Linked DNA regions of Homo sapiens: region 2 is linked to region 1. The links are chromatin loops, found by intact Hi-C in ENCODE. Cell type or tissue: CD4-positive, alpha-beta T cell. All regions are shown on one strand. Links, peaks and the distances in the headings refer to the core of each region. The heading gives the core; the rest is flanking DNA. Region 1 holds the start of LACAT1 (lung adenocarcinoma-associated transcript 1). Region 2 has its middle 32 kb from the start of SNHG20.

What was found. Peaks named below come from ENCODE experiments on the same cell type or tissue, not always from the same donor. Only the 100,000 strongest peaks of a DNase experiment are listed, where the experiment ranks them.
Region 2: it touches region 1 in a loop (15-fold over the local background); 2 of 110 quality-filtered maps call a loop at or near these places.

The regions. Positions count from the first base shown.
Region 1 is chr17:77,239,543-77,254,953 of GRCh38, forward strand. It overlaps LACAT1 (lung adenocarcinoma-associated transcript 1), which reads left to right and starts at 14,272. Exons shown (of 3, transcript NR_188630.1): 1 at 14,272-14,979. RefSeq lists a silencer at 7,572-7,747 and enhancers at 7,633-8,483, 14,584-15,411. In CD4-positive, alpha-beta T cell, for the core only: CTCF peaks have their summits at 7,661 (motif pointing left) and 7,863; a DNase peak (open chromatin) is centred at 7,639; H3K4me3 peaks cover 860 bases; H3K27me3 peaks cover 793 bases.
Region 2 is chr17:77,048,789-77,064,199 of GRCh38, forward strand. No RefSeq gene overlaps it. Among named protein-coding and RNA genes, the nearest start is that of SNHG20, 32 kb to the right of the region's middle. RefSeq lists an enhancer at 4,047-4,790 and a silencer at 7,539-7,752. In CD4-positive, alpha-beta T cell, for the core only: CTCF peaks have their summits at 7,657 (motif pointing left) and 7,857; a DNase peak (open chromatin) is centred at 7,643; H3K27me3 peaks cover 293 bases.

The sequences.
Region 1 (15,411 bases), core at 3,454-11,453:
GAATTGCTTGAACCTGGGAGGCTGAGGCTGCAGTGAGCTGAAATAGCACCACTGCACTCCAGCCTGGGCGATACAGCAAGACTCCATCTCAAAAAAAAAAAAAAGAGCACTTCCACTCCACCCCCTGGTGCATACCATGTTGCTCTCATGAGGCAGGCAGACCGCAGTTTGTTCAATAAACACCTTTCCGGTGCGTGAACTCATATTTTAAAATGTGTTCTGGGAAAAGGCTGTTGAAAGAACCCCCAGTAAGAATTCTTCTCCAATGCCAGATTTCTCTTGTGATCGCTTCCTGATTTTCTGTTTAATACGTGAAATTACACATGGTGAGGAATTTTCTTTTTTTTTTTTTTTTTTTTTTTTTTTTTTTTTTTTTTTGAGACGGAGTCTCGCTCTGTTGCCCAGGCCGGACTGCGGACTGCAATGGCGCAATCTCGGCTCACTGCAAGCTCCGCTTCCTGGGTTCACGCCATTCTCCTGCCTCAGCCTCCCGAGTAGCTGGGACTACAGGCGCCCGCCACCGCGCCCGGCTAATTTTTTGTATTTTTAGTAGAGACGGGGTTTCACCTTGTTAGCCAGGATGGTCTCGATCTCCTGACCTCGTGATCCACCCGCCTCGGCCTCCCAAAGTGCTGGGATTACAGGCGTGAGCCACCGCGCCCGGCCTGGTGAGGAATTTTCTGAAAGCACACACGTATTTAAGAGTTCTGGAGAGAAGCAGTGTGTGTGCACTGGGGGATCCGACATACCCTAAGGATTGAGTTTGTCTGTACTAGGACAGGATCCATGAATTCATGCATGCATTCAATTTTAGAATCCTAGAGTTAGTGGCTCTGGCACAAAACAAGGAGATTGGAGAGCACTGGGCAGCAGAGGCTCTACTCCCAGGCCGGGCTCACCAGCCTCCCCGGGGGGCAGGCATGCAACAGAGCCCATGGGAGTTTCGGTTTTTTTTTTTTTTTGAGCTGGAGTCTAGCTCTGTCGCCCAGGCTGGAGTGCAGCGGCATGATCTCAGCTCACTGCAACCTCCGCCTCCTGAATTCAAGTGGTTCTCCTGCCTCAGCCTCCCAATTCCAGCCTCCCTCAGCTGGAATTACAGGTGTGCACCACCATGCCTGGCTAATTTTTGTATTTTTGTAGAGATGGGGTTTCACCGTGTTGCCCAGGCTGGTCTTGAACTCCTGGGCTCAAGCAACCCTCCTGCCTTGGCCTCCCAAAGTGCTGGGATTACCAGTGTGAACCTCTGCACCACGCCTGCATACTGTCATTTTAAAAGTCAGATCATCTCTTCCATGAGGAAGGGAGTAGAACATGGAGCCTCAACTGTGCGCATGATAAGAATCCGTGCTTCCCCCTGGGGAAATATCAGGCCTTATGGGCTTAAGTGCTCAAGCAAGAGGGACTTCAGCTTAGACGAAAGCATGAGCCTCAGTTTTGCATTTTCCTAAGGAGCGTCATCTGCGCCTCTAGGAGTTTTTACTATCTGAGCCTCCGGGTTCTTCTCCAGCCGCTGCTGAGGGCATGAAGCCATCTGGGGGTGGGGGGCGCAGGTGTGGAAGGAAGAAGCATATCCAGTCCCTTGGACGTGGCAGACTCCCAGTGTGTGTGGCGGCGCCCGCAGGAGGCAGTCCCTCTCAGCCGCATCCGCCTTGAGGTTGTTCTCAGTTCTGATGTGGCCCCAAAGAGAACCAGTTCCATTATGGATTAGTAAGAATTTATTTTGAACATGTTGTGGGAAGATGGTGACTGCAGGGGGTGCGGCGGGGGGAGGGAGCCCATTAGAGGCACCAGGTTCCCCTCCAGCGAGCCCCCCTGGACGTTGCTTCTCCCTGACCCAGCACCTTGGTAGACCCCCTTTGTTGGCCTGTCCACCCTGCTCAGCAAACCCAAACCCGAGGGTCAGCCGAGCAGTACCCCCACCCCGGCGTTCCCAAGCGGGCCCGGCGTGGGGTGACTCAGCTTGTTCCACTCCATCTGTTAGAAAAGGCACAGGACTGTCCAAGGCTGAAGCGGGGTGGGATTTTAGGGGCCCCTCCATGCAAACAAACATAAATCAACTTCCGTCCTGCCAAAAGCTCTGCTGATAATTGAGAGGCAAGCTAATGAACACAGCAGTTTAAAATTCACTCTCCAATATCTATTGCAGAATTGCATTGGATAGTTAAAAATCAAAGAGTCTAGCCCCCTAGACCCGGCCTGCTTCCTGGGGAGGCTGCCCCCGAGTTAGGATTTCACATGACACCTCCAGCACTTCTAAAGGGCCAACCCCAGAATCGCTCACTCCCCAGCACGTCTGGGCTGTGCGCGGCACCCCAGGTAAATGCAGCGGCCTCTGCATTAGCCCGCGCTGCTTAGAGACGCTGCCACGACACTTCTGCCCTTGAGTCCGGTTTTGGGGATGGTTGATGTGGGGACACATGAGCGAGTGTGGCTCCTTTTGTGGACTAGACTGCTCTGCACGCTGTGGGGTGCCAGCCTGGGAGGACCCTTTGGCCACCATCACCAGAAAGCCTTCAGCCCAAAGACCTTTCTCAGGCGTTTACAGTTTATCCACACTTTTCCTAACAAGACTCCAACACTTCCAGTCTCTTGGGAACTAATTGGGAGGGCAAGTAAACACCTCTTCAACAGAAATGGCTCAGGGGGGCCTGTTGTACACCCCCCTGTGTCCCAACAAACCTCTGCCAGCCTCAAACAACTGGACAAAATCCTCCTGAGGGCACCAGAAGTGAGCTGGGGTGGCTGGCGCCGCCTGGTAGGGCACAGGGCTGGTCTGCAGGGTCATGTGATTGGAGGAACAGCTTGAACTAGGTTGCCTGGCAGGTGGACAGGCACCTAACCCCGCAGCAGGTGCCATAAGCGATGAAGTGGGTGGAGGTCTTGGGGAGCGGTAGTGCTGTTCCAGGAGCTCACTGGGCTCCATACCGGCAGCTTCCCCACGGTTCCAGAGTCCTCCGGGCTGCTCGGAGCCTGGGCACCTCCCTGTGCCATTTCAGGGCCATTTCCCTGTGTCTCTCCCCCTCGCAGCACTTGCCGTGGGGCGCGTGAACCATGGCTACTGAGTGAACGCAAGAGCGTCGAGGGCTTTTGTCCTCTGACAAGTGCACACTCCCCCAGGCACCCACGTGGAATTTCAAACCCAGTCACTTCTTCCGGAAGACCCATAAATCGCTCCTTATTGTTGTGTGACTGTAAATGTGTTCTAAACATTGTCCTTTCACGCCTGCGTCCTCCCCTGTGTGCACACTTTATTAAACGTTGAAAACAACTCTTTATTATGGAAAATCTCAACCTCCGGAGAGTGCAGACAGCAGCCTTATGAACGCCTCCGGATCCAGCCTCTATATTTAACAATCGCTAACATTTTGCCATATTTGCTTCATCTGGTTTTCTTTTCTAAACTAATCTAAAGTCAGTTACTGTCTCTGTGACATTTCCCCCTAAATCTTTTTTAGACATTTTCTTTTAAAAATGACATTTTCTTTTACTGAACCACAATACCATGATCACAGCTAACAAAATTAACCCTGATTTTCTAATATCATGGCCTGCCCAGTCCATGTTTGTTTGGTTGTCTCCCAAATGGCTTTTCCAGCTGGGTTTGTTCAAAACAGGATCCCAGGCTGGGCGCGGTGGCTTATGCCTGTAATCCCGGCACTTTGGGAGGCTGAAGTGGGCGGATTATCTGAGGTCAGGAGTTCGAGACCAGTCTCACCAATGTAGTGAAATCCCACCTCTACTAAAAGCACAAAAAAAAATTAGCCGGGCCTGGTGGAGCATGCCTGTAATCCCAGCTACTTGGGAGGCTGAGACAGGAGAATCACTTGAACCTGGGAAGAGGAGGTTGAAGTGAGCTGAGATCATGCCACTGCACTCCAGCCTGGGCGACAGAGCAAGACTCTGTCTTAAAAAATAAAAATAAACAAACAAAACCCAGGATCCTGATAAGGTGCATGCGTTGCATTTGGTGGTTTCATCTCTTAGTCACCTTTAACCTGCTGCCTCCTTTGTTTTTTTTTTCTTTTAATTTTTTTTTGAGACGGAGTCTCATTCTGTTGCCCAGGCTGGAGTGCAGTGGCACAACCTCAGCTCACTGCAGCCTCCACCTCCCAGGTTCAAACGATTCTCCTGCCTCAGCCTCCTGAGTGGCTGGGATTACAGGTGCCTGGCACCACGTGCGGCTAATTTTTGTATTTTTAGTAGAGACGAGGTTTTGCCATGTTGGCCAGGCTGGTCTCGAACTCCTGACCTCAGGTGATCTGCCCGCCTCAGCCTCCCAAAGTGCTGAGATTACAGATGTGAGCCACCGCATCCGGCCATCCTGTGTTTTCATGTCTGACTGTGGAAGAGACTGGGTTGGCGGGCTGTGGACTTGCAAGGCATCCATTCAGGGTCAGCCTGGCTGCTTCCTCTGGCTGTGGTATACATACGCTGTTGCTTGTTGTGGCCTATGAAGTTGAAGTTAGAGCTAAACTAGGTCTGATAAGATTCAGGTTGTGCTTTCAGGCCAGAGGGTCTTATAGGTCATCAGAAGCACATTATGGGCCAGATGTGGTGACTCACACCTGTAATCCCAGCACTTTGGAAGCCCGAGGCAGGAGGACCGCTTAAGCCTAGGAGTTCTGAGACCAGCCTGGGCAATACAGTAAGATCCTGTTGCTACAAAAATTTTTTAAAAAGTGGCTAGGTGTGTTGGCATGTGCCTGTAATCCCAGCTACTTGGGAGGCAGAGGTGGGAGAATCTCCTGAGCTCAGGAGGTTGAGGCTGCAGTGAGCTGTGATTGCACCACTGCACTCAGCCTGGGCGACAGAGTGAGACTCTGTCTCCAAAAAAAAATGAAGGCACATCATGACTCTCGGGATTCTGAGGTTGGTCCCTGGTTTTGAGGTGAGAGCTGGTCCTCTCCATTGTTAGAGCTACCTCTTCCCTATTGGAGGCACCAAGTAAACCCGGGAGGACACATTGGCACAGGGTGAGCGCCGAGCTCCCTGCCAGCCTGTCACCAATATCCCCTCACCCCAAAACAATCCATGGCAACACATGGCTGGGCTTCCACAGTCTCTCCCTGCACACTCATCACACCAGGGGCTGAACCCCATGTGGGCTCAGGGCAGTCACCCCACTACATAATAAACGTTCCTCCAGCATTCAAAGCATTTCTTAATGGAAGGAGGTCCCCAGATGCATTTACAGCCTTGGTTCCAAACCTCAGGGCCGCCTGTGTGTAGTATTCTATAAAACTGGTTCCTTAAGAATCCACTTTGAAGGCCGGATGCGGTGGTTCAACCCTGTGATCCCAGCACTTTGGGAGGCTGAGGTGGTCGGATTGCTTGAGGCCAGGAGTTCGAGACCAGCCTGGGCAACACAGTGAGACCTTGTCTCTACAAAAAATAATAATAATCATAACTAAAAATAAATTACTTTTGAAAAATCCCCATAGTGAGGTTAGTATGAAACAAACAAACAAAAAAAAGAATCCACTTTGAAACCCTGTGGCCTACTGGGGTTTTGACATGATTGGAGCAGTGAGGCATGGAGGGTGGGCTGGGCTGGGGGGCTCAGCCAGGAGCGTGGAGCAGAGTGATAAGAATCAGAGCAGGGTGATAGAGGGGACGGGGAGGGGAGGGCAGAGGTGATCAACATTGTAGAAGACAGGAGGGTGGAGAGAAAAAGAGAGGGAGCAGAGGGAGTTGGGGAAAGGAGAGGGGATGTGGTTAGAGCTTTGGGAAGGAAATGTGGAGGGCCCAGCCAGACTCTGAGAGTCCGTGTAGGCGCGGGACAGGTGTCACAGTTCATCTCTGCAAAGGTCGGGTGCATGGTGAGGAGGTGACGTGACTGAGAGACAGCACAGTGCCCGGAAGAGAGAAGGGTTTCAAGTCATTTTGGCAGGACACGGCGGCACGCACAGCCCGCCCAGACCTAGACCCCTCGCTCTCCTCCACAGAGCCCCAGGGAGCAGCTGTGGGCTTCCCTGTGGCCGAGACCAGCCTTTGGCCTGGTGTGTGTGTGTGTGTGCATATGTTTATATGAGTATGTATGTCAGTATGTGTATGAGCATGTGTAAATATATATGTGTATATCTGTGTACACATTGTGTGCACACATGTGTATGTGTATATGTGTGCATGTATGTGTCCACGTGTATGTGCATGTATGTGTACATATGTGTGTATGGATGTGTGCATATGAGCATGTGTCTGTGTCTGTATGCCCATGTGTATGTGCATGTATGTGTACATGTGTGTATGAATGTGTGCATATGAGCATGCGTATGTGTGTGTGCGTGTTTACGTGTATGTGTGCATATGAGCATGTGTATGTCTATGCAAGTGCGTATGTGTCCACGTGTGTATGTGTACATATGTGTATATGTGTGCATGAGCATGTCTGTGCATGTCTATATACATGTATATGAACGTGTGCATATAAGCAGGTGTATGTGTGTGCATGTGTGTTTATATGTGTATGTGTGCATATGAGCATTGTATATGTATGTGTGTGCATGTGTGTTTATATGTGCATATGAATGTGTGCATTGAGCGTGTATGTGCGTGTGTCTGTGCATGTGTTTATGTGTATATGAATGTGTGCATATGAGCGTGTGTGTATGTGTTTATATGTGTATATGTGTGCATATGAGCATTGTATATGTATGTGTGTGCATGTATGTGTGCATGTGTTTATATGTGCATATGAATGTGTGCATTGAGCGTGTGTGTATGTGCGTGTATGTGCATGTGTGTTTATATGTGTATATGAATGTGTGCATATGAGCGTGTGTTTGCATGTATGTCTATGCATGTGTGTTCATATATGTGTGTATGAATGTGTGCATATGAGCATGTGAATGTGTGTCCCTATGCACATGTGTATATGTTTGTATGTGTGTTTGTGGCATGTGGCTCTGGGGACACAGGGCTATAGGTGGTCCCATGACTCTTCTCCATCTCATCCCCGTGACAGCTGCCCCTACCAAGTCCTGTGCTCCCTCTTACCTCTTCCCTGGGATGACAGTGGTCACTTTCCCCATGTTTTGGATGGGGCCTGCTTGTCCCCAACGTCCTTTAGCACGAAGGGGACAGGTGTCCTATTCCTGTGAATGGCCGGTTACCTTCCAGGTGCGTTAGAGTGGCTCCTCTAACCAGCCCTGCAGGGATCTTATTAGATCTTATTAGAGTGGCTCCTCTAACCACCCCTGCAGGGGGGAAGTGAGGAGCCGCAGGGCTGTGGAGGGGTCCAGGTGTCACGGCCAGGACTTGTACCCGAGCCCGACACGGGCGGACCCAGGTGTGCGGGGATCCAGCCCAGGTGTGCCGGTGGCGGCCGCCCCCACGGAACCACCTGGCCCGCTCGGGGACCCAGGTGTGCTGAGAAGGGGGTACTGGCGTTGGCCCGGCGTGAAAGGTCACCCTGCACCCCCGCACCCAGGTGAGGCGGGCGCGGGATCCCGGTTGCCACAGGCATCGGAGCGGCCGGGAGCGGGGGCAGGGGGAGGCAATGAGAACTCCCGGGGAGGGGGCTCGCAGGGGCCGCATCGGACGCCTGGGCCGGCGGGGCAGAGGGAGGCGCCCTGCTCTCCGGTCCCTCCCTTTGCCTCCCTCCCGCCCCGGGCGCCGCCTGCGGGAGCCGACTCGTTCCAGGGGAGGCAGCGCCACCTGCTGGAGTGTGCGCGTCTGCGCACCGGGCCGGGTTCCGCAGGTCCTGGGGCTGCGCCCGAGACCCCCGACCGAGTCTTCGGCGCCTCCAGCGCTTCCCCGGCGTCTTGGGCTGCGAGGGGCCCTTTCCGCAGGGCGATGTTTTAGCAGTTCTGGGAGGAAGGGCCCACTGCCGTTGCCCTCTGAGGACCGAGGCCGAGAGCCTGGAGGGCGTGGAGAAGGGTCTGACCGCCGGCTCTGGTCCTCGGGCTCTTGGCGACAGCGACCTCCCTCCTCCTCCGGGCGATGGTGACGGGCGCTCTCAGAGTGGCGGCCACACTAGGCGCAGGGCCGTCTTCCAAGTGTGTGGTCCTCTCAGACCTATGGAGTTGGTGCTGTTCTGGCTCCCTCTTAAAGAGCGGGAAACTGAGACACAGAGAAGTCCCACCGCCGGGGGTCGGGGTGGGGAGGGCCTGGGATTGGAACCCAGGCATGCTGGCTTGTGTCACCTGTGGTTCTCTCTGCCTGAAGATTTTTTCACCTGCCTAACTCATGAGCTGCTACTTACCCTTTGGGTAGCATTAGATGTCGCCTCCTCCAGGAAGCCCTCCCTCCCCCTCCATGTGAGGGTGGGCGCTCCTGCTATATGTGGGCCTACCGGCCCTCTGCGGGCTGGATCATCACAGTCTGTTCACTTGTCTGCCTCCTACCCCTTGACGTGGGCTCCCAAGGATCATTTGTGTCTGTCTTGTTCACCTGCCCTTTGTAGTGAACCAAACCTTTAAGTGCACATTTTAAAATTGATTTCCAAGGGGGCTGAGAGCTATGGAGGAAGAGCCAGGTCAGAGAGTCATCAGAAGCCCATATTTTACAGGATGTGGCTGGGGGCCCCTCTGGGGTGCCCCTCCAAGGAAGATGCTGAGCTGGACCTGGAGCACCGTGGAGGCAGGACCATGTCTGCCATGCTCAGAGATGGGTGCCAGGGGCGCTGGCTTGTCACTCAAGACTCCCCACTCCATCTGCCCTCCCCCACTCTCCCACTAACCAGGGGGGACCCACCTGCACCTCTGGTCACCACTCATGCTCCCTGGTGCTGGGCACCCCAGGGACAGGAAGAGGGCTGGGTGTTCCTGGCTCCTGCACTGCTTCCCAGGCCTGATCCCCATCTTTCTGCACCTGCCTCCCACCCATCAGCTTCCGCTAGACTGGAAGCCTCCAGAGGGCAGGTGCTGCCCCTCTTTCCCTTGTGCCTGGATTCCGTTGGCATCTAATCACAGACGAGGGACTGTGTCCCCTTCTCCACCTCCGTGGAAACTGTGTCTCACTCTCTATTCCAGGCCGAGCTGTCCATCCTCTGCTGGAAGCCTTGTGCCATCAGCCCTCACCTCCCCCTTCAAGCCTAGACATTCTCTCTCCTGGCGTAAATATGTTAACTCAAGGTTCTTTGCTCTAAAACCAAGGAGTTGTCTCCTCTCCCAGGTCCACCTCCTCTCTCTCGTGAACTCCCTGCCCCTCCACCTCATCCCTCCTCCATGACCTCCCCCTACTCACCATCTGCCCCTTCTGCCAACCCAGCGAGCTGCAGCTCTCCCTGGCATGTCACTCTCTAAACCTTCTGTCCCTTGGTTACGAGTGCAGTTCTCGCCTGGATTTCTTCCCGGCTCTTTGACTTCTCCCCAACCCTTCTTTTTCTGTTTTCCCCTTAAATGTGGACATCCCCACGTCCAGGACCTGGTCTCTGGCCCTTCTCCTCTGATTCATCTCAGTGGCGTTTCTCCCAAATCCCCGATTGCAGCCACAGCCACATGTCAATTAGGTCACCTCCATGTCCCGGCTAAGACGTGCCTCCTGGCCCCTGATGCGCCATCTCCCAGATGGAAATGCCATCATTGTATTTTTGCTCTGTCCCCACCAAAGGCAACACAAAGCATCTCCATCTGTTCCTTCATGTTCCCTACTCAGTGAATGACCGCTTATTTACCCACTGGCCCAGGCTCAGCTTGGATGTCCCCGGGCCGTCGTTTCCAGATCTCATCTTCAAATCCTGGCGATCTTCGCCCAGGAGCTGTGGACTCCTCTTCTCTGCCTGCCGCCCCTGCCCTGTCCAGCGTCCACCTCTCCCAAATGGCCCACTGGGTCCCTCCCTCCTGGCCCCCCTGCATCTAGGAGCAGCCCTCCTCCAACAGTTGGAAGGGTCTTCCCAAAACACAGATGAGACCTTGTCATCTTGAAACTCTTCATTGGCTCTGAATTGTCTTAGGATCAAGCCCAAACTCCTTCAGAGTCTGGGAAGGGGCCCCTCGTTCTGGGTCTGGCTCTGTCTCCCAGGGTCTCCCCCGCCTTGCCTGCTCTGTCTGGCCACACTGACAGTGCCCTGATGGGCCATGTCCTCTTCCCCTCAGCGCCTTTGCGTGTCCCAGCTTTCTGAGCCCAGACAGCCCTCTCCCCATTTTGGGGGGCCCACCTCACCTATCAGGGTGCAGCTTCTCCTCTGAGAAGACTTCTTTGCTCCCCAAGCCTGGATTTGATGCCATCTGCCTGTATTGACCTGGCTAAGCCAACACCCTAGCCCTAGGCTACCCTCAACCAACACCCCTGACCACACTGTGTGTGAATTACACCCCTGACCACACTGTGTGTGAATTACACCCCTGACCACACTGTGTGTGAATTACACCCCTGACCACACTGTGTATGAATTACACCCCTGACCACACTGTGTGTGAATTACACCCCTGACCACACTGTGTGTGAATTCCTCCTTTCCTTGTTTCTGTGCCCATTCAAGCTGTAAGCCCCTTTGGAAGAGACTGGGCCTTCACAATTATCATCTCAGCACCAAGCACAGAACCCACCTCAATAAATGGTTAATTTGAGACTTCTGTCTCTCTCTTTTTTTTTTTTTTTGAGACAGAGTTTCGCTCTTATCCCGCAGGCTGGAGTGCAATGGTACGGATCTCGGCTCACTGCAACCTCTGCCTCCCAGGTTCAAGCGATTCTTCTGCCTCAGCCCCCCAAGTAGCTGGGATTACAGGCATGCACCACCACGCCTGCCTAATTTTTTTTTTCTTTTTTGAGATGGACCTGACTCTGTCACCCAGGCTGGAGTGCAGCGGCGCAATCCTGGCTCACTGCAACCTCCACCTCCCGGGTTCAAGTGATTCTCCTGCCTCAGCCTCCCAAGTAGCTGGGATTACAGGCGCCCGCCACCACACCCAGCTAATTTTTGTATTTTTAGTAGAGATGGGGTTTCACCATGTTGGTCAGGCTGGTCTCAAACTCCTGACCTCACGTGATCCACCCGCCTCAGCCTTCCAAAGTGCTGGAATTACAGGCGTGAGCCACCACGCCCAGACGAGACTGCTCTCTTTTAATTTATATTTATTTATTTATTATTTTTAGAGTCAGGGCCTCACCACATTGCTCCGGCTGGAGTATGGTGGCTACTTACAGGTGCCAGCACAGCATACGGCAACCTCAAATGACTGGTCTCAAGCGATCCTACTGCCTCAGCCTCTCAAGTAGCTGAAACTAGAGATATCTTTATTCTTAATGTAAGTATTTAGTGCTATAAGTATCCCTCTCGGCTGGGCACAGTGGTTCACACAGGTAATCCCAGTACTTTAGGAGGCTGAAGCGGGAAGATCACTTGAGGCCAGGAGTTCAAGACTGAGCAACCTCAAAACCCTGTTTCTAGCAAAAAAAGAAAAAAAGCAAGCTAGGTGTGGGGGGCATGTTCCTGTAGTCCCAGTTCATCAGGAGGCTGAGGTGGGAGGATTGCTTGAGCCTGAGGAGTCGAGGCTGCAGTGGGCTGTGATCACACCACTACACTCCAGCCTGGGCAACAGAGCAAGACTCTGTCTCAAAAAAATAATAAAAAATAAAAATAAGAAAATTTCTTTCTCAGCATTGCCTCAGATGCATCCCACATATTTTGGTATGCTGTCCTTTAATTCTCATTCAGTTTTATAGATTTCTTAATTTTCTTTGAGACTTCCTCATTGACGTGGATATTTAGAGGTGTACTGTTCAATTTCCAAGTGTTTAGAGATTTTCCTGTAGTCTTTCTGTTACTGATTTTTTTTTTTTTTTTTTGAAACAGAGTCTCACTCTGTCACCCAGGCTGAAGTGCAGTGGCACCATCACAGCTCAACCCCACCCCCCATCAGCAGTCTTGGCCCCACAATCCCTAGGCTCAAGCAATTCTCGTGCTTCAGCCTCCCAAGTAGTTGGGACTACAGGCATGTGCCACCACACCCGGCTATTTTTTGTAACTTTAGTAGAGTCGGGGTTTCACCATGTTGGCCAGGCTGGTCTCAAACTCCTGACCTCAAGTCATCCACATCACTTCTGGCCTCCGTAGTTTCAGATGAGATAATTTGAACTGGTGTCCCTATAGGTAATGTGTTGTTTCTCTGGCTGTTCTGAGGAGATTTTTTGTCTTTAGTTTTCAGAAGTTTAATGATGATATCTCAGTGTAGATTTCTTTGGCTTCTTCTGTTTGAAGTTCAGTTTCCTGAATCTGTAAGCTTATGTCTTTTACCAGATTTGGAAAGTTTTCAGCCATTATTTCTTCAAATACTCCTTCAGCCTCACTCTCTTCTCCTCCTTAGCCCCTATGATGTGAGTGTCAGATTTGTTTGTTATGGTCCCATTGGATGTGGACGTTCTGTTTATTTCTTATCCGTCTATTTTCTCCCTGTGGTTCAGACTGGGTACTTTGGATTGATCTGTCCCCAGATTCACTGATTCTGTCGTCTGTCATTTCCACTCTACAACTGAGCCCATCAGGGAGTTTTTAAAATTTCTGCAATGACATTTTTCAGTTCTGTAATTTCCATTTGGTTCTTTCTAAATACCCACTATTTCTTTGCTGAGAATTTCTATATTTTCATTTGTTTCAAGAGAATTTGCAATTGCTTGTTGAATTTTTTATTTTTATGTGTTTTTTTTGATGGTTGCTTTAAAATCCTGGTCACATGGCTGGGCGCAGTGGCTCATGCCTGTAATTCCAGCACTTTGGGAGGCCGAGGAGGGTGGATCACTTGAGGTCAGCAGTTCGAGGCCAGCCTGGCTAACATAGTGAAAGCCTGTCTTTATTAAAAATACAAAAATTAGCCGGGTATGATGGCACATGCCTGTAATCCCAGCTACTCAGGAGGCTGAGGCAGGAGAATCGCTTGAACTCAGGAAGCAGAGGTTGCAGTGAGCTGAGATCGCACCACTGCACTCCAGCCTGTGTGACAGAGTAAGACTGTCTCCAAAAAAAAAAAAAAAAGAGTAAAATCCTGGGCACGTAACTCCAACGTCTGATTCATCTCAGGGTTCAGTTGACGGTCTTCCCACTCACATTGTGATTTTCGTAGTTCTTGGTGGGATGAGTGAATTTCACCATATCCTGGACATTGTGGCTATTAGGTGAGGAGACTTCAGGTCCTGTTTGCATTTTTTACTTTGGTAGCAGCGGCCCTGCTTAGGTTTAGCACCCAGGTCTTGGGCTACTTTTGGGGGCTGTGGTTCCAATGAAAATCTGATTTGCAGAGCCTCTGCCGTGCTATAGAGGTCAGCTCGGCTTGTGTGGTGCTGCTTAAGGAGGCAGAAGGAGCTTTCCCAGGCTGGACATTCATTGCCTCCAGGTGGGAGAAGGGAGTCTCCCGCTCACAGGGACAGACAGGCCTTCTGCTTGTGGTGGGCTTTCTCCCTGCCATCAACGTCTCCCCCTCTCTCTGCTGTGCCATGATTTTGGGTGGGGGAGTGGAATTTCAGGTCCAGTGAGGAGGAAAGGGTTAACCCTGGCCAATAATTAGCAGGAGGGTGCTGGGCCAACCCCTTTGGTGGTTCTGCCTGGCTTGCTTGGTGGGTTTTTTGTTGTTCATTTTTTTTTTTTTTTTTTTGAGTTTGTCGCCCAGCCTGGAGTGCAATGGCGCAACCTTGGCTCATTGCAACCTCTGCCTCCCAGGTTCAAGCGATTCTCCTGCCTCAGCCTCCTGAGTAGCTGGGACCACAGGCACCCACCACCACGCCCGGCTAATTTTTGTATTTTTAGTAGAGGCGGGGTTTCACCATGTTGGCCAGGCTGGTCTCAAACTCCTGACTTCGGGTGATCCACCCGCCTCAGCCTCCCAAAGTGCTGGGATCACAGGTGTGAGCCACTGTGCCCAGCTTTTTTTTTTTTTTTTTTTACAGGTCTTACTCTGTTGCCCACGCTGGAGTACAGTGGTGCGATCATAACTCACTGCAGCCTTGATCTCCTGGGCTCAAGTGATCCTCCCACCTCAGCCTCCTGAGTAGCTGGGACTGTACGCAGCTGCCACTATGCCCGGCTAATTTTTAAGTTTTCTTTGTAGAGACAGGGTCTGCTGGGTTACCCAGGCTGGTATCAAATCCCTGGTCTCAAGAGATCCTCCTGTCTTGAAGCGCTGGGATTACAGCTGTGAGCAATCGGGCCCAGCCTTGCCTAGTGTGTTGGGGCGACTTGCCTTTAATCTAGGAGAGAAAGGAGCCTACTTGGCTGCCTTCTGTTGCTAGGTCGGGAGTTGGGAAATGCACGCCTGGGCGGGTCCTGTATTGGGTGGGGGTGAGGGGTGTCATAATGCCCTGTTGATAAATATTCCTGACCCAGCCTTGGGGTCCTTTACCAGCTCTCCTGCTCCTTCCACCTCAGGGCCCTCTTAGGGTTGCCTCTTACATTCTTTCCAGGGCTTAGCAGACAGGAACAGGGAGGGTCGGGTTTAGGCCATCTTACCCAGACCGGAAGTCTCTAAGTGTTTGATTGAGTGTTTGTTTGAAGAAAGTGATGAACCCAGGACCTCGAGCCAGGAAGATTTTTCCCGGTGAAAAGCAGAGGGATTGACTCACGCTCGGTTCTGAGTTCCAGGCCTGACTCCAGGGCTCACCAGCTTCTTCCACAACCCGCACAACTTGAACGCTTGGTAGCATCTCCACGCAGCAGTGGGCACCCTGGCTTCTGGAGGAGCCCAGGCTGCATTTACCCCTCCATGGTGCATCTCATAGGATCAACTGGACCCGCGAAAGGCACTGGCTGCGGAAAAGCAGCCAACTGCTCCCCAGCGAAGGGGATGGCCGGAAGCGAGGAGAGGGAGAAGCCCCAGCAGAGACCCCAGGAGGAAAAGACCCCACAACGGGGCCACTGGGAACCCATGATGTTGGTTACCAATGTGATTGGAGGTTCGGAACGACGGACGTGTGGCCCTGAAGTGGGAAACAGAAAAGCTGAAGGGCGAGACCTGGGAGGGAGCCCCCCACCCCCGCGGACTCCAGAGACCCAACCTTCCTTCCCTGCGCTCCGGCCGGACGTTCTCCCTGCCCCTGTGGCCGAGCCTGGTAAGTTCGCAGCAAACAGGAGTTTGGGGCTTTACAAGCCTCCAGAGGGGTCCATGGGCATTTGGGTAGATTGTTATACTGCCCCTGGCAGGAGGGCAAGGCCCTTCATGGGAGCCATAAGCTGGAGACCTAACAGAGCTCGCAGCTCGGCCACAGGGCTCTGTTCCAGGGGCATTGGCCACTGGCTTCCAGTACCTGTTCAGCCTCCCAGCTCCTTGTTGCCTGGAATCTCCACCACTGATCAGCGTGTAAACACCTATGTGGGGGACACGGGGGCAGGGGGGTCCAGGAAGGCAACTTTTGGGGGATAGGGTGGGAAGAAAGAGGGACCTCAGAGGCCAGTTCTTCCCCATCCTACTCTATTTCCTCCTGTAACCATGGGAAATGTCTTTCTGTGCCCGATCCTGTATGGGGTGCGGATGGGGCACACAG
Region 2 (15,411 bases), core at 4,114-12,113, 190 kb before region 1:
CCTGGGCAACAGACTGAGATTCTGCCAACAAACAAACAAATAAAAAAAACATTGTAATTGGTTGGTATGTTTCTTAGGTTTCTTTTAATCTGCCAGTTTCCCTTGCAGTTTATCTCTTGAAAAGGAGGATCACTGGTTCTGTGGAGAATCCCGCAGCCCAAATCTTACACCCCGTGGTGGGGTTTAGCACGTGCCTCCATCTCCTGCACTGCCAGAAGGTTTCCATGGATTGGAAATTGGACCAAGCAGCTTGGTCAGATTCAGGTTTGACATAGTGGTAAGACTACTTTCTTAGCCATTTTCATCAGGTGTCTAGAATGCCTGGCCTCACATGTTTATTGAAGGAGGAGAAGAAAGGCTACTTTGGAGAAACCCATAGATCCATTTTCCAAGTCTGACTAACCAAGATTCTTCAGAGGTGCTGAGGGATTTATCTGATGACAAAAAAAAATATCTATATCAATAATTAATCTCGAAGTGTCCTTGTTGCAGCCAGTGATAAGAGAAAGCTGCACAGTGCCTGAGTCTAGCAGATCTGCGGAGACCACTCTGGGACAAAATACATAAACACTAGTAAATTACTTCAAAGCTTTTCTCTTTTTTAATTAACTGGAGTAATTTTGTAATAATCCCCATGGCTTGTGTCTTAAAATGCAAGTCAGTTAAGGATCGAATCCATCCTCCCACGGCGTTTCTCTAGTTCTGGGGCTCAGACCACGAGGGCTCAACCCCGCGGGATGGCGGTGACTCAAGGGCTTTCATAAAACACACAGAACTTTCCGGCTTCACTCCAGCCTCGGCAGATGGTAACAAGTGTCAGAAGCATTCAATTAGCCCCTGCATTTGCTCATGATTTAACAAGCTCCGTCTAGTGGCATACCTGTGATATGTGGAGCTGCAGAGACGTAAGCTTCTGAAGGACTCTATAAAAAGCTTTTTGAGAATGATGGGTTTGAGTATTTCAAGTTCCCAGACTGCCGTAAAAGGCAAAGGCCAGGCTCCCCCATTCCTCTTGACTGTGTGCTCACACAGCAAATTGAGCTTCCAAAGGCAATTAATTCCACAATCCTCAATTCCACAGGGGATCATGGGCTGTGCACACAGCTTCATAGAACCACTGAGCCAGGGGGACTTTGCCCTATATAGAAACCCTTGTGTTTATACACCTTGGAAATGCTTTTCAAAGCCAATTCGCTCACATTGTCATGTTGGAGCCTCACAAAATCCTGTTAAGTAGAACAGTTATTATCCCATTTGATGTATTTAAAAAAAAAAAAACAAACCATCCAAAGTCTGAGGTCAACAGGGAGGGAGTGATGACGTCCATTCAGAACCCATCCGCCTCCATTCTGAGCCTCTGGTGCAGGCTCCGGCCAGCACGGCCCCAGCAGGAGGTCCCAAAGGCAGTCCTGTAACCTTCATCCAGGAATTACGGGGGCTCCACCGTGCCTGGCATTTAACCATTCATTCAGGGAGAGCAAATCCAACAGTTCACGAGGACCATCCTGGGATGCTGTCGTCTGGATGGTCAGGAAGTGAAATACAGGCCCTGTGGCCTTGCTGCAAGCCTCGGTCCTCCCTGGACCTGGAGGCCACTGGATGTGTGTCCCCTTCGTGGGAGAGCTCCGTCCACCTGGAGACAGTAACCACGCTATGTCCAGCCACCCAGCAGGACCTCTCCAGGAGGACAAACCCGCATTCCTCACTGTCTCTCCGGGGAGAAGGTGTCTACCCTGAACAATCATGCCCCATCATGGTATATATGCATAGGCGGTGAGGCATTCTGGGCTCAATCTTTATGTGTCCCCCAATTCCAGGCTGACCTCTCGACTGTGGTGGACAAAGGAACAACCCCAGGTTTCTTTTGCAGGTCCCCATTCAGGAAATGCACCCTCCAGCCCCGGCCCTTCCACTTTGCCAGTGGAGAGTTTTCCGCTGAGCTGGAAGGCTGCACCCTGTCACACACCAGGTGTGCGAGGTCCAGTGCGTTGGCAGAGAGGATGGTGGAGGAAATGGTTTGGAAAGAAACTTAGCAGCAGCTGTGGAGGCAGAACCAGGAGCCGATTGGCCAAGAGGCAATGTTAGCTCCCCCTTGGCTCCTCCAGGTGAAGCAAGTTTTACATCCCAAAGCTCCATGGATCACAGGGCGACCACTCTCGGCTGGGGACTGCAGAGCGAAGGTCCTCTGTCTACCTGCATGTGAACCACCTGGTAGCTTTTGCCCCAAAACAAGTAAATCCAGCTCTCTGGGGTGAGTTTCTAACATCAGTGTTTTGTAATATTCCCCTGCGAGGAGAATGTGAATGCCAGCCAGAGTTGAAAATCATCCGCTTGGCCGGGTGCGGTGGCTCATGCCTGTAATCCTAGCACTTTAGGAGCCCGAGGCGGGTGGATCACGAGATCAGGAGTTCAAGATCAGCCTGACCAACATGGTGAAACCCCGTCTCTACTAAAAATACAGAAATCAGCCAGGCGTGGTGGCGGGCGCCTGTAATCCCAGCTACTCAGGAAGCTGAGGCAGGAGAATCGCTTGAACCCAGGAGGCAGAGGTTGCAGTGAGCCGAGATCGTGCCATTGCACTCCAGCCTGGGTGACAGAGCAAAACTCCATCTCAAAAAAAAAAGGAAAGAAAAGAAAGAAAATTATCGCGTTAGGGAGTCCCCAGTGCAGGGGTTTCTCAGCCCTCACTGCACCCTGGGATTCTCTGGGAGCTTCAACAATACCGGCTCCGGGACCCCTCTTCACAGATCCTGATCTCACAGCTGGGGTGCATGGGGTGCAGCCGGGGGCCGGGATTTTTGAAAGGCTCCAGGTGGGTCTGACATTGAGACAACAGGGCCACTGCACTGACGCTTTTTTTTTTTAATTGTAAAAAACAAGCCCCTGCAAACTCTGGCTTGATCTGGCTTTGAGAAAGCCTCTCTATTCTTTCCTTTCTTCTTCTTCTTTTTTTTTTTTTTAGAGAGAGGGTCTAGCTTGGACTCCTGGGCTTAAGCAATCCTCCCTAGTAGGTGGGACCTCACCTGGCTGAGTCCTTTCTGTGTAGCATCTGCACACAGGTAAAACTGACATTGAAAATCTCAGCAAATTGGCAAATTAATAGACAGGTAACCCCCAGGAATGACTTCATTTCCCTTGTGAGTACTAATACTCCCAAACGTGGTGTGGCCTTTAAACACCGTATAAACCGCTTTGCAGAAGTTCTTGTTTGAGCATCACCAGTGCCACAGGGAAGCAGTTATTCATCTCAGACTTCTGTTTCCTCAGCTGTAAAATGGAGCCAAGTGGCTTGCGTGTGTTTGCTGGGTTTGGGGGAAGCCAGGGCTCCAACCCAGGCCTCTGACTCTGGGCTCAGGACCTCTCCCCCTTAACTTGCTTACGAGACACACTAGAGCCACGTCCAGGAGGAAAGGTAGGCTGCCTGGGGGCAGAAGGTGGTGTTTTCTGCAGAAAAAGAACATCAGGGGCCGGGCGCAATGGCTCATGCCTGTAATCCCAGCACTTTGGGAGGCTGAGGCGGGTGGACCACCTGAGGCCAGGAGTTCAAGACTGGTCTGACCAACATGGTGAAACCCCGTCTCTACTCAAAATACAAAATTAGCCGGGCATGGTCATGTGTGCCTGTAATCCCAGCTACTCGGGAAGCTGAGGCAGGAGAATCGCTTGAACCTGGGAGGTGGAGGTTGCAGTGAGCCAAGATTGTGCCACTGCACTCCAGTGTCTCACGCAAAAAAACAAAAAACAAAAAAACAAAAAAAACCACAGGGATTGGGGATAATCCATGGCCACCGTGATGGTGAGGCTCTCCCAAGGCTAATTCTCCCATCCCGCAAGGGCAAGAGCCCTTTCCAGATGCTCCTGCAGAGATGACAAACCATGAGAAGGGTGCTTAGCACTGCAGCAGGTTGGTTGGGAGGGCAGAGGTTACCTGCAAGACAAGGCCAGCTGGGGTGAGCCCCGGCAGGTGCAGGGACAGGGCTCCTGGGGCTGACGACTGGAAGCCTGTCCTCCCCTTGGGAAGCCTGGCACTCCCTGACATCAGGGCTCCTGCCTGGCTGTGGCTGGCACTTGGCTCTGGACGACTGTCTCTTGGATCACAGAGGGGCCAGGATGAGGACTGGGCAGAGTGGGGCCCTCTACATGGAAGGATCTCACCTCCCACTCGCTCCTTCCATGGGGTTGTCAGAGGACCGCAGACCCGTCCTAAAGGCAGCACAGACACAGAGCCTTAATTCTAGTCCTTATATCACAGTCCCCACCCCCGGGATAGATTGTGCTTTTTTCCAGAGTCAGAATGGGGACGCTCAGGGCTTTATTGAACGTTTATTGTAAATACCAGTTTTGTTCTTCCCATTAGAGAAGGAACGTGCTGTCTCCACGCTGCCGAGGTGGAGGGGCGTGGGGAGGAAGCTGTCCCTCTGCTGGCCGTCCCTCCCCTGCTCTGGTGGCTCCTCGGGGGGCTCACAGCACAGGTCCAAGTCCTCAATGTGCCAGGTGAGTCCTCCCCACTGGCAGCTCCTGTCCCCTGCCGCCAGCCTGTCTTGCATCAGCCACACCATGCCCTTTAGTGTCAGAAGCTCCTCGGCTTGGGGACCCCTGTGGCTTCTGTCCTGTAGACCCCACGCCTAGCACAGTCCCTAGCCCATTGCACCCTGTGGGTGTCGCTGAGTGAATGCCTTCACGGTTCCTCCTCCCTCCTCTTCTCTCCACCTAAAATACTTGTTTTCCAGTCCTCCATCTGGAAATGTGACTATGTTTTCTCATCCATACACAGCGATGCAATAGCGCCAGGCTCACTGGCCAGGGGAGTGATACAGGGGGGCACCTGGCACAGTCGGGCACAAGGTAGTCACCGCACAGCCACCACCACTTCCGTCATGGTCGGTATCATATAGCGGGGCAGAGATTGGGCTTTGGAGCCCAGAGAGGCCTGTGTTCAAATCGACTCTGCTCTGACTTGTGGTGTGGACTTGGCCGCGGGACTGAGCGCGGGGCCTGCTCAGGGGCCAGCGTCACAGGGAAGACAGTCCGAGCAAGCATGGGTCAGGGCGCTGAGGCTTCCTCCTGCGAGCCAAAGGGAAACTCAGCCACGGGGACTCAGGGAGGCCTGTGGGGCAAGTCTGAGCCTCCCTCTCGGTGGCCAGTGGGCCTCTCCTTAGGTGCCTGGGGCACCTTCTCACCCAGCAGCTGGCTGCCTGGAGTGGGCAGCCCCAGGGGCTGGGTGGTCCTAGCCATGTGGGTTGGACTCTGTCCACCATTCTGCCCTTTCTGCTCACTCAGGTTCCTGCGAATGGTGTCGGGCCACCGTCTATATCTTCTTCTCCTGCCTCAGGACACAGGGAACCTAGGGAACTCCAGACAATGGTCGAGGACTGGGGGAGCCCCCAGGGTTCCTGAGTCTCCTAGGAGGACAGTGGAGCAAGGATTTGTGTCCGCAGGCTGGAGTCAGGCTTGCATTTGATGCCCTGGTTACCTTTGCAGCATCTGGGACAGAGTGGTGTGGAGATAGGGAGGGGGTTTTGCCCTGGGCCTGCCCAGGTGTTACTTCACTTCCCCAGCACTCATCTGTCATGCCCCTCGAATCCACATCCGACTAGGAGGCCCTCCTCTCTGGCCACCTTTCCTTTCTACCAACAACCCCCTAGTTCTTTTTCTCTCTCTCTGCCTTCGCTTCCTCCACTCTCTCCCTGCCCTAGGATCCCAGCTCCATCCTGGAGTCAGAACCTGCAGGGGCTTCGTTCCTGCAGAGCATGCTGGGGCTTCCTTCCCGCAGGATGTGCAGGGGAAATCGTGATCTGTCAAATCCACGTTCACCCTCTCCCGATGGACTAGGAGAGGAATGGTGCGATTCCTTCCAGAAGGCCTTCCCCACGTGAGATAGGGAGAAAGAGAGAAGATAGGGCAAATTTTGTGAGGGAAAAAAGTACAAACCACTGGGATAGATGACAGCCATGTTCAGAGGCTGGGGAGACTGAGAGAGGAGAAGGAGGACTCTGGGGTAGGTGGTGTGTGTGAACACACAGACAGAGCCTGGGAGAGGGGCAGTGCTAGGGACTCTCAGGGGCTGGAGAGCAGAGGGGACGCGGCTGGGAAACTCCCAGGGAAGCAGGTGAGTGGGAGCTCTGGATGGACGCAGAGGAGACTGTCCTCCAAGCCGGGCCACCCACAGCACCCAGGGTGGAAACAGACAACTCGCAGCTCTCTTTCCAAGGTCGAGAGGTCACAGAGCAGAGCCAGGCCAGGGCCATAGCTCTGCAGGCCAGCAGGAGGAGCGGGGCAGCCTCCCTCTCCACCACCTCCCCCGTGGCCGCCTGGATTGCCCTCGGCTGTGCCAGAATCTCCAGCACACTCAGCCTGGCCCAGCCCAGGCCTCTCAGGGACTGGCCTCCCTGCCTTTGCCCAGCCTCCTGAAAAGCACAGCTGGCCCCACTCAGGAGCAGTTAGCCTGAGGGCCCTTCCTGTCAGCCGGTAGATCACTGGCTGGCTGCCTCAGTCACCACTTGGTGGAGGTGACTGCAGGTAAGCAGGCGCCTGGGAGTCTGGCTCGTGCCACCATCTGCATTTTTTTGTGAATCCTGGAGTATCTTGTCACATTATCTCTAACCAGTAGAGAGGCATGTGTGCACACGTGTGCATGCGTCTGTATGCTCTCATCTATGTGTATTTGAGTGTGTGTGTCTACATGCACCTGTGTGCATGTGTGTGTACCTGTGTGTGCATCTGTGTGCTTTGTGTGTGTGGGTATGTGTGTACATGTGTGCCTATGCATGTCTGTGTCTGCGTGTGTGTTTATGTGTATGTGTGCACACATGCATCCATGTATGTGTGTCTATGCACGTGTGCACATGTGTCTGTGCTTCTGTCTGCCAGTGCACATGTATATGTCTGTGCATCTGTGTGTGTGCACGTGTCTGTGTGTGCAAGTATACACATGGCTCTCTGCGTGTGTCTGTCTCCCTGCGTGTCTGTGTGTGTGCGTGCATGTGTGCTCACAAGCTCTGGGCGTGGGCCCTAGTGTCTGAGAGCAGGGATGAGATTGTTTTGCCTCAGAAAGCCCAGGGCAGAAACATTTCCCCCGCACGATCAAGGCCTTCCGTGGCTGCTCAGAACACACCGCGTTCCCGGCCGCACACGCAGTCACACGGGCTGGTGCACACTCACACTCAGGCCCGAGCCCTCCCGTCACACTCTTTGGTCTCCCGCAGGAAGCCCCCGGAGCCCCAGCCCACAGGCCTCCATTCCCAGCGGGTACCCCGGGCCCCACGCTTTCCTGTGAACCCTACAAGCGCAGCCTGCCCGCCCCTCGCTGGCTGCCTTCAGGGAGCCCCCGGAAAGCCGGGCCGGGGAGCTGGCAGGGACACCCCAGGTCTCTGCGTCCTGCCTTCCCGCGCCCTCAGCAGCCCAAGCCGGGGCTCCAGCAGGGAGAGCAAATGTTGTCTGCAGAAGGCGCCAGGCCTCCCCAGCTCCCCCAAGGCCTATTGCGAGCCCAGGCACAGGAAAATTGTTCCAAGCGCGCTCCTCATCCTTGTCTTCAGCCCTGTTGGCACTACCCGGTGTCAGGGATGCCTCCCTGCCCTCGCTATGAGAACATCATTTTCCTTCTTTTTCAGGCCCACGAAGGAGCTCCTCGCGGTGCCGGGAGCGCCCCCTCGTGGCGAAGCCGCGCAGGCACAGTGTCTGGGACACCTGGGGTCCAGGTGCCTTCCCAACACCTGAAAGGCGGGATGGGAGGCGGGGGCAGATGTTCACCCGCTTCTGTCCCTACTGATCTTCCTCCCCCCGGAGTCCCGGGTGTTGAGGGAAGAAACCTGCACTTGGATGCTTTTCACCGAGCTGAGCCCTTGGATACCTGGAAACACAATACCTCCCTGGGACTAATGCCATCCTCAGGGCTCACTCTGGATCCGGCTATACCTGTTGCAGCAGCAATTCTCTGGGAACACTTCAGAGCCCTCTTTACAGATTGTTTAGATTGGGTGGGGATAAGCTGGGCATGGTGGCTCACGCCTGTAATCCCAGCACTTTGGGAGCCTGAAGCAGGAGGATTACTTAAACCCAGGAGTTTGAGACCAGCCTGGGCAACATAATGAGACCCCATCTCTACCAAAAAAAAAAAAAAATAGCTGGACTTGGTGGCATGTACCTGTAGTCCCAGCTACTCAGGAGGCAGAGGCGGGAGGTCGAGGCTGCAAGGAGCCAGGGTTGTGCCACTGCACTCCAGCTTGGGTGATAGCGCAAGACCCTGTCTCAAAAATCAAAATAAAAGCTGGGGGCCAGGTGCGGTGGCTCACTCCTGTAATCCCAGCACTTTGGCAGGCTGAGGCGGGCGGATCACGAGGTGAGGAGATAGAGACCATCCTGGCCAACACGGTGAAACCCCATCTCTACTACAAATACAAAAAATTAGCCGGGCGTGGTGGCAGGCGCCTGTAGTCCCAGCTACTCGGGAGGCTGAGGCAGGAGAATGGTGTGAACCCGGGAGATGGAGCTTGCAGTGAGCCGAGATCGCGCCAATGCACTCCAGCCTGGGCGACAGAGCGAGACTCCATCTCAAAAAAAAAAAAAAAAAAAAAAAAAAATGGTGGGCGCGGTGGCTCACGCCTGTAATCCCAGCACTCTTGGAGGCCGAGATGGGCAGATCACCTGAGGTTAGGAGTTTGAGACCAGCCTGGCCAACATGGCAAAACTCTGTCTCTACTAAAAATACAAAAATTAGCTGGGTGTGGTGGCCCATGTCTATAATCTCAGCTACTTGGGAGGCTGAGGCAGGAGAATCGCTTGAACCCAGGAGGCAGAGGTTGCAGTGAGCCAAGATCATGCCACTGGACTCCAGCCTGGGCGACAGAGCAAGACTCCATGTTTAAAATAAATAAATTTTTAAAAATAAAAATAAAAAGATTGGGTGAGGATCTTGTGTGGTGGTGGGCGGTTGGGGGGGCGGGGGGGCAGTTCTCACCCCATCCAGAGCAGGCACCAGGGACAGAAAGTGTGACCCTACAATTTGTGGAACCAGCTCCTGTCAAACTCTCTTTGTCCTCTCAGAGGCAGAGGAAGGACAGAAAGAAAGAAGATCATTTGTCTTTAAAATTTTTCCAATGATAAACAGAAATCATTATAGTGAGAGCCAACGTCTGTATAGCATGTCCCATGTGGCAAGCCCTGTTCTAAATCTTTCAGACACATTAACTTATTGAATCCTCCCAACATTTTCAATGTGGAAAACTGGTAAAACACAAAATTACAAGGAAGGAAAATAAAACCCACAGTTCTATCATGCATTCCCTGCCAGTTCTTCATCTATGCATATGGATTTTTTAACAAAATAGTGATGGTGCCGCACAGTACACTTCTGCGTTCTGCCTTTTCTCATGGCCCAAGGTCATTTGTCTTGGGAAATACTCTTAATGGCTGCTTTGTATTCTGTCTTCGGAATGTACTGTCATTTATTTGACCATTCTGGGGGAAACTTCTGCTTTTACTACAAAAAGCCTGTGTGTTGGGAGCTCGAAGGGCTTGTTTCACTCCAGCCTCTGAGCCTGCTGTGTGTTCACAATGGTGTAGGAGCAGTGACAGTTTCCTAAACCCCCGTCTGTGGGAATCTCAGGTGTGTGTGTTACCTATGTGTGCAAGTGCCTGCGTGAATGTGTGTGTGTTTCCCGTGCTTAGACTTGCCGTATAAGTACTCATACTTCCTAGGAATCTGTCCAAAAGAATTGAAAACAATAGGCCAGGCATGGTGGCTCACACCTGCAATCTCAGCACTTTGGGAGGCCAAGGCGGTAGGATTGCTGAGGCCAGAAGTTCGAGACCAGCGAGGCCAGAAGTTCGAGACCAGCCTGGCCAACATGACTAAACGCCATCTCTACTACAAACACAAAAATTAGCTGGGCGTGGTGGCGTGTGCCTGTAGTTTTAGCTATTTGGGAGGCTGAGGCAGGAGAATTGCTTGAACTCTGGAGATGGAGGTGGCAGTGAGCCGAGATCGCACCACTGCGCTCCAGCCTGGGTGACACAGTGAGATTCCATCTCAAAAGAAAAAAAAAGGAATTAAAAACAATAGAAACAGCTGGGCACAGTGGCTCACACCTGTAATCCCAGGACTTTGGGAAGCCAAGGCGGGTGGATCACATGAGGCCAAGAGTTCAAGACCAGCCTGGGCAACATGGTGAAACCCTGTCTCTACTAAATTACAAAAATTAGCTGGGCATGGTGGTGTGTGCCTGTTGTCCCAGCTAGTCAGGAGGCTGAGGCAGGAGAATCACTTGAACCAGAGAGGCAGAGGTTCCAGTGAGCCGAGATTGAGCCACTGCACTCAGGCCTGGGCGACAGAGTGAGACTATGTCTCAGAAAAAAAAAAGAAACAAATACATGTAATATATATGTAATAACCAAAAGGCGGAAACAACCCAAATGTCCATCAATGAATAAAAAGATAAAATGCAGTATAGACACAAAACAGAAGCTTATTCAGCTATAAAAAGGAGAGGCTGGGTGCAGTGGCTCACACCTGTAATCCCAGCACTTTGAGAGGCTGAGGTGGGCAGATCACGAGGTCAGGAGATCAAGAAGAGCCTGGCCAACATGGTGAAACCCCGTCTCTACTAAAATACAAAAATTAGCCGGGTGTGGTGGCGCGTGCCTGTAATTCCGGCTACTCAGGAGGCTGAGGCAGGAGAATGGCTTGAACCAGGGAGTTGGAGGTTATGGTGAGCCAAGATCATGCCACTGCACTCCGGCCTGGCAATAGGGTGAGACTCCGTCCCCCTCACCCCCCCAAAAAAGAGAAAAAGATGGTTAATGTTTTTTATACAGAGACAGAGTCTTACTCTGTCACTCAGGCTGGAGTGCAGAGGTGCAATCTCAGCTCACTGCAGCCTCGAGCTCCTGGGCTCAATCATCAATCCTCCTACCTTAGCCTCCCAAAGTGCTGGGATTACAGGTGTGAGCCACCGTGCCTGGCCCAAGAGGGCTAATTTTATGTTATGTAAGTTTTGCCTGAATTTAAAAAAAAAAGTCATACTAATGGCATCTATCAAGCCAGGCTTTCACACAAAATAGCCCTTTATAGTCAAATTATTATTATTTTTTTAGAGACAGGTTCTCACTCTGTCACCCAGGCTGGAGTGCAGTGTCGTGATCATGGATCACTCGAATCTTGACCTCCTGGGCTCAACTGATCCTCCCGCCTCAGCCTCCGGAGTAGCTAGGACCACAGGTGTGCACCACAGCACCTGGCTAATTTTAAAATATTTTCTAGAGACAGGATCTCACTATGTTGCCCAGACTGGTCCCAAACTCTTGACTTCAAGCGATTCTCCCGCTTGTTCGTGTCCCAAAATGTTGGGATAATGGGCGGGAGCCAGTGTGGCCACTGATGGTCCAATTCTTTCTTCCTCTTTTGCTGCCCGTCTCTCACAGCCTGCCCCTTAGCCTCCGACTGTGAAGTTTAGACCCGAATTGGTCACACGGCACCTGTTCTCATCATCCCATTCTCTCCCCTTCCTTCGCTTGGTCCATAATCTGTATTTGTCAGAGAAAGGACTTCAGTTGCCGTGGGGATCTGAATGGACTTTGCTGAGGATTTTGGACCTTATTTTTATTTTTCAGACCATGTCTAAAAGAAACAAACGGCCCCAAGGCAGGGTTTGGGTGGCAGCCAAGCTACTGTGAGGTTCAGCTCTCCTGCTCACGCAGGACAAAGGGATGCACACACGGGTGGAGAAACATGGGGGTACTTTTTGCAATGGATGTGGGAAAGGGAACCACCAAGACTGTTATTGGCTGGGCACGGTGACTCACGCCTGTAATCTCAACACTTTGGGAGGCCGAGGTGGGCGGATAACTTGAAGTCAGGAGTTCGAGACTAGCCTGGCCAACATGGTGAAACCCTGTCTCTACTAAAAATACAAAAATTAGCCGGGTTTGGTGGCGCACACCTGTAATCCCAGCTACTGGGGAGACTGAGGCAGGAGAATCACTTGAATCCGGGAGGTGGAGGTTGCAGTGAGCCAAGATAGCACCACTGCACTCCAGCCTGGGCGACAGAGCAAGACTCCATCTCAAAAAAAAAGAAAAAAAGACTTCTATTTGGTGGCCTGTTTGCCTTCCCCATTACACTTTCACTGTGAGCTCATCAAGGGCTGGGACAGTGTTCTTCACTCCATTTCTCCAATGCCTGGGTCGTATCACGGACTTGGCACATGGGAGGAACCTCGTCAGTGTTTCATGAGTGAGTGAAGCCCACTCAGCGTTTGATGATGGATGAATGTTTGGATTCATTAACGAATGTGAATCACACCTCAAGCCGAGCTCCACATTAGATTCACCTGGGGAGCTTATCAACAGCCCTGTGATGGCTGCACCTAAAAGCAATTAATTCTGAATCTAGGGGTAGGGATGGGGCCCAGGCCTTAGGATTTTTTTTTTTTTGAGACGGAGTTTCGCTCTTGTTGACCAGGCTGGAGTCCAGTAGCGTAGTCTCAGCTCAGTGCAATCTCTGCCTCCCAGCTTCAAGCAATTCTCCTGCCTCAGCCTCCCGAGTAGCTGGGATTACAGGCACCCACCACCATGCCCGGCTAATTTTTGTATTTTTAGTAGTGATGGGGTTTCTCCATGTTGGCCAGGCTGGTGTCGAACTGCTGACCTCAAGTGATCTGCCCACCTCGGCCTCCCAAAGTGCTGGGATTACAGGCGTGAGCCACTGTGCCTGGCCCAGGCTTCAGGATTTTTAAGAGCCTCCCAGGTGATCTCAAGGTGCAGCCAAGGTTGAGAACCACTCACAGACAGAATGGGACATCTGGGACCTTAAAATTTCACACTAACATTTAGACACCGAAGTCCATGCAGAGGACATGGAAACCAAATAGAAACTAACAAGAAAGACACGAAAAACGACGGAAGCTGTGAATCAGGGCATAAAGATACAAGATATTGAGATCATACATAAAGAACCAGCGGGCATGGAACCGAGGGAAGGGCTAGCGCCTGTCCCGTGGGCCAGCACTTGCTAAGAGCCTGTTTTGTTCATGACACTCCCAGGAGCTGTGCTGTCTCAGTGAAGAGCATTACTTAGGAAAATCCCATTCTTCCCCCTTGACATCTCAATGACTTGGCTCCTGCCCAAACCCCCTGCTCAGGGTGGCTCTGGCCTTTGTTTTTCTCAGATTTGGTCTAAACAGTGAGGTTCTGGCGCCAGCTCGGACAGGCTCCCAAGGCTGTTCAAGTTTCAGGACGTTGGCAAACCAATTGTTCCATGGGACCATTATTTAAAAATAAATTATGTAAACTTAGAGTTACATCAATTACATAAAAAGATAGTAGATGCTCAAAACATCACTACTAATTATTTTACTACATTTTACTGCTATCTATGCTCTTTTAAAAATTTTAAGTGGGGACAGTTTCATTTTTTTTACTTTATTTTATTTATTTATTTATTTATTGAGATGGAATTTTGCCTTTGTTGCCCAGGCTGGAGTGCAGTGGCACCATCTCGGCTCACTGCAACCTCCGCCTCTCGGGTTCAAGTGATTCTCCTGCCTCAGCCTCCTGAGTAGCTGGGATTACAGGCCTGCGCCACCACGCCCGGCTAATTTTGTATTTTTAGTAGAGACGAGGTTTCTCCATGTTGTTCAGGCTGGTCTCGAACTCCCGACCTCAGGTGATCTGCCCGCCTCAGCCTCCCAAAGTGCTGGATTACAGGCATGAGCCACCATGTCTGGCCTGTTTATTTAGTTTTTGAGACAAGATCTTGCTCTGTTGCCCAGGCTGGAGAGCAGTGGTGGGATCATAGCTCACTGAGGGCTGGGTGTGATGGCTCACGCCCCTAATCCCAGCACTTTGGGAGGCTGAGGCGGGTGGATCATTTGAGGTCAGGAGTTCAAGACCAGCCTGGCCAACATGGTAAAACCCGTCTCTACTAAAAATACAAAAAATTAGCTGGGTAGGGTGCTGCACACCTGTAATCCCAGCTACTGGGGAAGCTGAGGCAGGAGAATGGCTTGAACCTGGAAGGGGGAGGTTGCAGTGAGCTGAGATCACACGACTGCACTCCAGCCTGGGCGACAGAGTGAGACTCCACCTCAAAATAAATAAATAAATAAACAAACACATATATACATACATACATACATACATACATACATACATACATACATACATACATAGCTCCTTGTGGCTTCGAGCTTCCAGACTCCTGCCTGAGCCTCTGGAGTGGCTGCGATTACAGGCTCAAAAGGTCCTCGGCTCCAGCCATCTTGCTTCGGTCAGACCTGCATCAAATCCCAGTCTTTCCCATCCTTTCTCAGTTGGTGACACATTGATGAACTTCCTATATGATCAGGATCCACCAGGGATGGCGCACAGCTGCAATAGAGCAGTATCTGTCAATTGCCATTGAACCCCAAGGCCAACCCTGCCTGTTGAAGTGTGTGTCACTTGGATGCTGGGGAGAAATTGTGCTTTATCTGTAAAGCTGGAACACCTTTCCTCTAAACAGCAAATGATTGTTCACGATACCCAATTATTTCTTTCTAAATAATTATTTTTTTCTAATTTACTTTTGAAGCATAATGTACATACATTGACATGTACATATCTTTTGTTGTTGTTGTTGTTGTTGAGATGGAGTCTCAGGCCGGGCGAGGTGGCTCACGCCTGTAATCCCAGCACTTTGGGAGGCCGAGGCGGGCGGATCACGAGGTCAGGAGATCGAGACCATCCTAGCTAACATGGTGAAACCCTGTCTGTACTAAAAAATACAAAAAATTAGCCGGGCGTGGTGGCGGGCGCCTGTAGTCCCAGCTACTCGGGAGGCTGAGGCAGGAGAATGGCGTGAACCCGGGAGGCAGAGCTTGCAGTGAGCCGAGATTGCGCCACTGCACTCCAGCCTGGGCGACAGAGCCAGACTCCGTCTCAAAAAAAAAAAAAAAAAAAAAAGAATCGCCTGAACCCAGGAGGTAGAGGTTGCAGTGAGCTGAGATCATGCCACTGCATTCCAGCCTAAGGGACAGAATGAAACTCCGTCTTGAAAAAAAAAAAAACCGGGTGCAGTGGCTCACACCTGTAATCCCAGCACTTTGGGAGGCTGAGGCGGGCAGATCACTTAAGGTCAGCAGTTCAAGACCAGTCTGACCAACAAGGTGAAACCGTGTCTCTACTAAAAATACAGAAAATACAAAAATTCGCCAGGTGTGGTGGCATGAGCCTGTAATCCCAGCTACTCAGGAGGCTGAGGCACAAGAATCACCTGAACCCCAGAGGTGGAGGCTGCAGTGAGCCAAGATCGTGCCACTGCACTCCAGCCTGGGCAACAGAGCGAGACTCTGTCTCAAAAAAAAAAAAAAGAAAAAAAAAAGAAACAGGGTCTTGCCGTGTCATCCAGGCTGGAGTGCAGTGATTCAAACATGGCTC